Regions from separate parts of the Mus musculus genome. Here all the other regions are linked to region 1. A link is a loop called in an ENCODE intact Hi-C map of the cell type or tissue named here. Cell type or tissue: heart. All regions are shown on one strand. Region 1 holds the start of Tfrc (transferrin receptor). Region 2 has its middle 28 kb from the start of Zdhhc19. Region 3 overlaps Smco1 (single-pass membrane protein with coiled-coil domains 1).

What was found. Hi-C counts contacts between places; a loop is a spot of excess contacts. Peaks named below come from ENCODE experiments on the same cell type or tissue, not always from the same donor. Only the 100,000 strongest peaks of a DNase experiment are listed, where the experiment ranks them.
Region 2: it touches region 1 in a loop (2.6-fold over the local background); 26 of 42 quality-filtered maps call a loop at or near these places.
Region 3: it touches region 1 in a loop (2.4-fold over the local background); 6 of 42 quality-filtered maps call a loop at or near these places.

The regions. Positions count from the first base shown.
Region 1 is chr16:32,607,570-32,610,069 of GRCm38, reverse strand. Tfrc (transferrin receptor) reads right to left here and starts at 1,174. Exons shown (of 19, transcript NM_011638.4): 1 at 1,034-1,174. In heart, a CTCF peak has its summit at 1,089; a DNase peak (open chromatin) is centred at 1,179; H3K4me3 peaks cover 1,622 bases; H3K27ac peaks cover 2,500 bases.
Region 2 is chr16:32,523,013-32,525,512 of GRCm38, reverse strand. No RefSeq gene overlaps it. Among named protein-coding and RNA genes, the nearest start is that of Zdhhc19, 28 kb to the right of the region's middle. In heart, no CTCF peak of the experiment used is centred here; a DNase peak (open chromatin) is centred at 1,352; H3K27ac peaks cover 1,835 bases.
Region 3 is chr16:32,272,409-32,274,908 of GRCm38, reverse strand. It overlaps Smco1 (single-pass membrane protein with coiled-coil domains 1), which reads right to left. Exons shown (of 3, transcript NM_183283.3): 2 at 1,604-1,753; 3 at 128-1,196. The coding sequence ends at 752. Among named protein-coding and RNA genes, the nearest start is that of Smco1, 2.2 kb to the right of the region's middle. In heart, a CTCF peak has its summit at 1,356; no DNase peak of the experiment used is centred here.

The DNA.
Region 1 (2,500 bases):
AGATAACATCCTGAATCAGCTTAAATGTCTTTGTCAAAGAGGTCATATTTCACAGCTCAGAGCCAACTCATCTAATCTTAGAATAAAAGTATCAGGTAGCCGAGAATTTCTGTAACACAACTATTTCCCACTTAAATCCTATTTAAAAAAAAATAGCACAGAATAGCCGAGAATTTCTGTAACACAACTATTTCCCACTTAAATCCTATTTTAAAAAAATAGCACAGAAACTGAACAGCAATCCAGTCCAGTCTTCTGCCTAAGTATAAGGAGATCATTTCATTTTACGCTCGGGACAAAGTGTGCTAACTGAAAAATTTGCAAATGCAGTTTTCTTACCCTCAAACACCATTTTAGAGAGCTGTCCAACACCAGGGTGCACGCTGGTTCTCTACAGCTAGTTCTAAAAGAGCTCGTACAAAGAGGTCGTATTTCTACGTTCTCCCATCTTAGGAGATGCTAGAGACGTTCTTAGTATTACCTGCAGCGTTCAGACCTATTCTGCCCTAGAAAAATGAGATTCCACACGCTGGGCCAAGAGGGAGAGACTGGCAAAAAAACCGACCAGGTGGTGCCGAAGTTCCAACGTGCAGTTATTGGAAGCTCCCCCCGCCCCTCTAAATGTCCGTGACACTAGTAACCGAATAGAAAACAGCTTTGTCCTTTTCAGCTGTGACGCCCTCCTGCGAGGGGCCCCAAGGTCACCCACGTACCCCGACAGCCGTTCCCTGGGGCGACTTCCTCCAGCCGCCACCACGTGCTCCCGGCGGAACAAGCCTGCGCCTCAGCGTGGTGACTCTCGAACCCGCGGCCTAGCACTGGCCTGCGAAGGCCCGGAGGACCCGAGGGGCGCAGGGTACAGCGGCTCCCCACACCCACCGCGCTGCACCTGCAACCCGCGCTCCTCAGCCCCGGACTCCGCGACACCCCTCCGCCTCCCCGCCCGCACCACCCAGGCCCTGGCGTCTCGCTCTGGTCCGCCCGCCACGCGAGGACCACGATGGGCCGTGCCGCTGACAAGGGAGTCACTCACTAGGAAGCGCCTCTACAGTCCGCAATGCAGCAGCCCGCGCTCCGCACGCCTTCTGAAGGCAGCGCTGCCTCCCACCCAAAGCTTATAGCTCGGCCCCACCCCCCGGCCGGCCCTCTGGATCTACGTCACTTCCTTCCGCACGTACACCTACCGAGGTGCTCCCCCAAGACCGCTGGAGGCGAACTGCGCGCGCAGCCAGTGCGTGCGCGGAGTAGCCTAGAAAAGGCGCCAAGGCGGCAGGTGTCGGGAGAGCGCGTGCGATTGGCTGCGGCTCGCTTTCTCCACCGCACCCCTCCCCCGCCGTGTCTTTGGAGTTGGCCTGTCGCCCTCCGCCTAACCTTGACCGACACCCAACCCTGCGGTGCAAGTTCGAAAGTATCAGCCTTTACTCTTTAAAATATTCCTACTTGCAGGCTTAGGTCTCCGCCAAAACCATATCCTAAAGACGAGTTTTTGCAGCTCAGAGATGCTTTAAAGGAAAAACTTTAAAGCAAAACTGCAAATCTTTTTTTTTTTTTTTTTTAGATTTTAACAAGCAGCGCTTAAGCCAAGCAAAGAGCTACCAGTGCTCACTATGTTCAGCCTATGGAAGGGAAATAGGAACCAATGATTTACTAGGGTGATAAAGTTGTAGATTAACTTGCATGTTTATCGCCATTATTGCTTTTAGAGGGTTGTTGCAATGCATAGCAAATAAAAGGAGTTCTGTTAAAACTGCAAACGTTCACACTCTTTTCTTCCTATCTGTACTTTACTGCCCAGCCTGTGGTAAATTTACAAATAACAAAGAGAGTGGTATCTTAAACCACAACAGGACTACAGATAGCGCGCTCCCAGATGGAGCCCTTAGGGACCCTGGGAATGTCTTTTAAAGTACTAATCTACTTCCCAGCCACGAATTTGACCTTTGGCTTATCTGCTCTAAAATTCAACGCGTATTTGGGATTTACTAACTGCTGGTCCCTTTAGACCCTTCTTTGTCCAAATTGTACTACTCCAGAAAATATATATAAAGCCAGAGCACACAGCCATTGAGAGATCTCTGAAATTCAGACCATAAGCAGGTCTTGGTGGCACAGGCCTTAATTCCAGTGAAAGGCAGAGCAGGCATATCTCTTGAGTTCAGGCCAGCCTGGTCTACATAGAGAGTTCCAGAACAACCAGGGCTACAAAAAGAAACCCTGTCTAAAAACAATAAAACAAAAAACAAAAAAGGAAGAGGAAGAGGAAGAAGAGGGGGTAAGGAAGAGGAGGAGGGAGAGGGGGATGGGAGAGAAGAGGAAGAGGAAGGGGAAGAGGAAGAGGAAGAAGAAAAAAAAAAGAAGAAATAATGATTCCGGCTATAGACTGAGTCCCTGTAAGAGAAGCACAGAAGCACACAGCAGTGTTTGGTACCCCCATAGCTCAGAATTTGGAGCAGAAAGATGGGTGACTTCCAGGCCAGCTTAGGCTGTACAGCAAGAACCT
Region 2 (2,500 bases), 85 kb after region 1:
TTGACTGACTAATGAGTGAGTTCCAGGTTCAGTTAGAGACCCTATTTAAAGCAGTGAGGTGGAGTGGAGACAAGGATACCAGTTGACCTAGACCTCTGGCCTCCTCATGGACATGCATGCACACACAACTGCATGCACAGCTGGACACATCCATAGGATATGCACATACACACCCACACAAGAAATAACACTCATATAATAAAGAATATTAGAACAAACCCATTGCCTGCCCAAGAAACAGAAGACTGCGGCTGGTAATGTAGCACAGTGGTAGAGTATGGCTTAGCCCTGTGACTGAATCCCAGGCTAAAAAATACTTTAAAAATGAGAAAGACTAGGCCGGGCAGTGGTGGTGCACGCCTTTAATCCCAGCACTTGGGAGGCAGAGGCATGCAGATTTCTGAGTTCGAAACCAGCCTGGTCTACTAAGTGAGTTCCAGGACAGTCAGGGATACACAGAGAAACCCTGTCTCAGAAAAAAACAAATGAGAAAGACTATCAAGGCATGTTAAGGCCCCACCCATCCCCCACCCCCATCGATGCCCACAGGTAACCACTATTCCAAGTTTAACTTTTATCCCTTACACTTTTATCCCTTACACTTTCCTGGACTCATAGCTTTAGGCCTCCAGACATTTTATTAGTGCTGCCATATTTGTCTTTATTGTTACAGACTGAACTGTATCCCTTCAGACAGGTGGGTTAGGAGTTGTAACCATAACCAGGTACTTCAGAACGTGACTTTATTTGGAGATGGGGTCTCTGTGGAGGCTCATAAGTTGAAACAAGGTCATTGAATGGGCCCTAATCCAATATGACTGGAGTCCTTACCAAAGCAGGAAACGTGGACTTGGAGGGGCTTCTGAAGTCTACTGTGGGGCTGCCAGAAGCCACACCCTACCCCAGAGCCTTCCCAGGTGGCTCTGCTGGCCCTGTGGCCCGGGGCTGGGCTCCCAGTCTCCAAAACAGTTGGGTGAGCAGTCAGTGGGCAATGTACTGTTACAATGCGTCATCATACCTCATTCTGTACTGCTCTGCCCTTGAAACTGGCTTGCAAGTGAAGCTGAGGTGATTCATTTTCTGTGCCAGATCCCATTACGATACACCACGATGTCTCCATTTGTCCTTGAAAAGCTACATGGCTTGATTACAGAGGTTTTTAAATTATTCATATCTGTGTACTCCCGGCTAGTCTGCAGCCTCAGACAGGGTTGTTTAGGGGTTCTTTGTTCTCATGGGGAAAGGAGTTGTCCTGTCTCTTGTCCTGTTAATACCCCAGGAGCTCAAGTACCTCTGGGGTAAAGAGAGCAAACACAAGCCCTAAGTGGGTAGGAGCAGCCAAGCAATAACACTTGGCAGGATAATTCACTGGCTCTCCCTAGGGAGTGGGGCTGACAGCTGCGGCAGGCAGTGAGTGTCCTCTCTGCCCTGCATGCTCCTGAGTACTGGGTTAAACCCTCCTTTTATGTTTGCCTATCTGACGAGTGACATCCGAGTGTACTTTTGGTGTCTAATAAAGTCCTGACGTGTTTCCTGGCAACACCTGTTCTGTTTACACAAGACACCCACTCGCTCTTCCTCAACTTTACCCTATTCTTAGGCATTCTTTATATAAGCATTGCATGAGTGTCATGATTGTCCTTATACATGTCTTTTTGTTATATTTATGGTGTCCCTTTATGAACACAAGCTCCTCTTTCTTCTTAAATACTTTCCTGCGCCTCCTCCTCTGCAGTTAAAGGTTCACAGCCAAACTGACCAGAAGACACAGAGGGTCCTGAAACACCTTCTGGAGGAATCCTTCATGCTCCTTGAAGCACTCTCTGGCTAGGAGACAGAGCTTAGGCAAGCCTTGGCTGGGTGCCTGCTATCCTGGCCATAAGTCACTGGGAGAGGCTCAGGGCAGACCAAGCAGGCCAAAGGAGCTTGCAGAAAAGCTTAGAAGTAGCAGAAAGACCTGCTCAGGATCTTGATTGTAGAGGTGGCTTTATAGGTGTGTACACGAAACACCAAAATTGACTTTAAAATTAAAATCGAACAACTTTTTTTTACAATGTTATTTTTTCATTATTGTGTGTGTGCTCACACATGCATGTTGAGTATATATGTAGTGTACACATGTGTATAGTGGATGCTTACAGAGAGCAGAGGAGACTTTTCAATCTCTTCCCCATTCTTTTTGTTTTTTGAGACAGGATTTCTCAGTAGAACCTTGGCTGTCCTGGAACTCACTCTGTAGACCAGGCTGGCCTCAGACTCACAGAGATCTGCCTGCTTCTGCCTCCCAAGAGTTGGGAGTGTACCACCACCACCCGTCTTTTTTTTTTTTTTTAAATTGTGCATGTGCGCATGGCATGCCCTCTAAGGTGGTGGCACACTCCCATGTCACACATAGAAGTCAGAGTGTTAAGCATGAGGCTCACGAGAAAAGAACAAATCCATGGTTGTCCAGTTAAAGCTAGCTGTATTTTAGGGTACACCTGGGACTGGCCAGCTGGCT
Region 3 (2,500 bases), 340 kb after region 1:
ACAGACACAGAGAAACTATGTCGTGAACAAAAAATTGTGTGTGTGTGTGTGTGTGTGTGTGTATAAAATTGTTTTTGCCCCTTTTTGTATATAACATTATAAATAAAACACCAAATCTGAGTAATGATTCCATATAAATTTCTTTATTATGTATTTGGTGGTATCAGGGATTGAACTCAGGGCCTCATACATACAAAAAAAAAATGTAGCTGGGTGGTGGTGGCGCACGCCTTTAATCCCAGCACTCGGGAGGCAGAGGCAGGCTGATTTCTGAGTTCGAGGCCAGCCTGGTCTACAGAGTGAGTTCCAGGACAGCCAGGACTACACAGAGAAACCCTGTCTCGAAAAACCAAAAAAAAAAAAAAAAAATGTACTCTGGGCTACACCCCAAATTCTACTTCATTATAAAATATTTGCTTCTTTTTCAAATATGGCTACACACACAATGTACATTGTATCCATTTGTCATAATTTCTTTAATGTTCCTTCCACTTTTGCTATAAAATAAGCCTATAAAAATTAAATTATGCATTTTTTTGGTTTTTAAAATACAAATGACCGCCGGGCAGTGGTGGCGCACGCCTTTAATCCCAGCACTTGGGAGGCAGAGGCAGGTGGATTTCTGAGTTCAAGGCCAGCCTGGTCTACAGAGTGAGTTCCAGGACAGCCAGGGCCGTACAGAGAAACCCTGTCTTGGGGGAAAAAAAATACAAATGACCGAGAGTGGAACTGCTGGGTCAAAGGTAACAGGTTAGTCTTTAACTGGGGGCATCAACTCTTTTAGGGGTGCCCTTGAGTTTTCAGGGTCCTGTGCTTGTTTCCCCTTCTCGATGATCTGAACAGCTCTAAGCAATCCATCCTGTAGAGCCTGGTTCTTTACCATGTTGGTGATCATGAAGGAAACATCTTTGATGTACATCCGTCTTACGTTGGCAGCATAGTGCTCTCCTTTGTTGCCATGTACAATGAAGAAGGTACAGAGTGCTGAGACATCCCTCTCCTGCAGCCCGTACTCCTGCAGGACAGACTCCCACACAAGCCTAACATGCTTGTTCTTGGCTTTTCTTCTAAGGACAGAGGCTAAGGTCGGGAGACTTCTCACCAGGTCTGGGAGTTTCTGAAGCATTCGAGTGTGCAAGCAAATAAGGACCTCGATGACATAGCTGTATACAATATTCAGTTCCATTGAGGTGAACCTATGAAAAACGGGCAAAGCTCCTTAAATGGAACATTTCATGCACAAACAAAAGCTGCATTTGATTATGTTGGTGCAATGTAAACCCTCTAGAAAAAACAGCTGCGAATTTCGGAAGTATGACCTGCACCAACTGCATAGCCAAGTTCCCAGGCCACCCATAGGGGGCGCTGTGCATGGAGCAGGAACTTCTTTACTCCCTTCCCATCAGTAAGACAGCAGGTAAGAGACCCAGAAAGTGTATGCTGCAGTGCCTGGCAGGTAAACAGGTGCTCAGACTAACGCCTTCTGTGTGGAGGAACCGAGCCCAAGCGACACCTGTGGGGATCGTGCCAAGCTCGGTTTTGGAATAGCCACTAAAAGCTCTCACAAAGCCACAAAAGCCAGGATTTCTTAACCACTGCTCACCCAAGGGCCAGAGCTGCTGTCCATATCTCATCCTGGGCTGCTTGGCTTGCCAAAGTCTTGCTATGGTGTTCAAATCGAAGCGTCAGATTATCCTTGGTGACGTCCAGTTCTTTGAACTGTGTGTCTAGAGCTCTGAGCTTGTTGTCTACTCTACAGGGTTAAAGAATCAAAGGAAGTTCAGGTCAAGAGAAACCTAGAGCTCTAACAGGTTATTTATGCCCCTACCAAGTTTACACAGGCACTGTAGTTAAATTGCTAACAGGGTTCTTTTCATTTGCTCTGTGTGTGTGTGTGTGTGTGTGTGTGTGTGTGTGTGTGTGTGTGTGTACGCGCGCACGAGGGCACGTGCAAGCGCACACACGTGTGCACGTGTGTTAATGGTGGTGCTGGAGATTGAACCTAGGGTCATTCCTTCTCTAGGCAAGAGAAGACTGTGGGAAGTCCTTGCTCTCTACAGGCCTGCCTCTACCACCCAGACCTCTTTTATTTTAGTTTGCTTTTCATAAAGCGTAAATTCTAGAGAGGAGACCAAGGGTCATTTCTGCCAATCCTAAAAAGAACTTTTAAATTTAAAATATAAATCTGAGTGTAATGTTTCCAATCCTAGCCTGTTTAAAAGCTTCACAGGTTTATTCAGTTGTTTGAACTGGAAATCTAAGAATAATCTCAACGCTCCTTCAGCTGATCTCTATCTAACCCAGCTCCTGCTTGCCGTCCGCAGTAAGCCAGTCCACCATCTTTCAGCAGGTCCTAGGACTACAGGAGTTCACTGGACCCTTGCACTGGTCTGCAATTCATCCTCCACACACTTCTCTAAAGTACTATTGTGATCCTTTAACTCAGCTAGAAACATATCTGTTTTGCACCCAGACTTTAGGGCCAAATCAGATCTCCTCA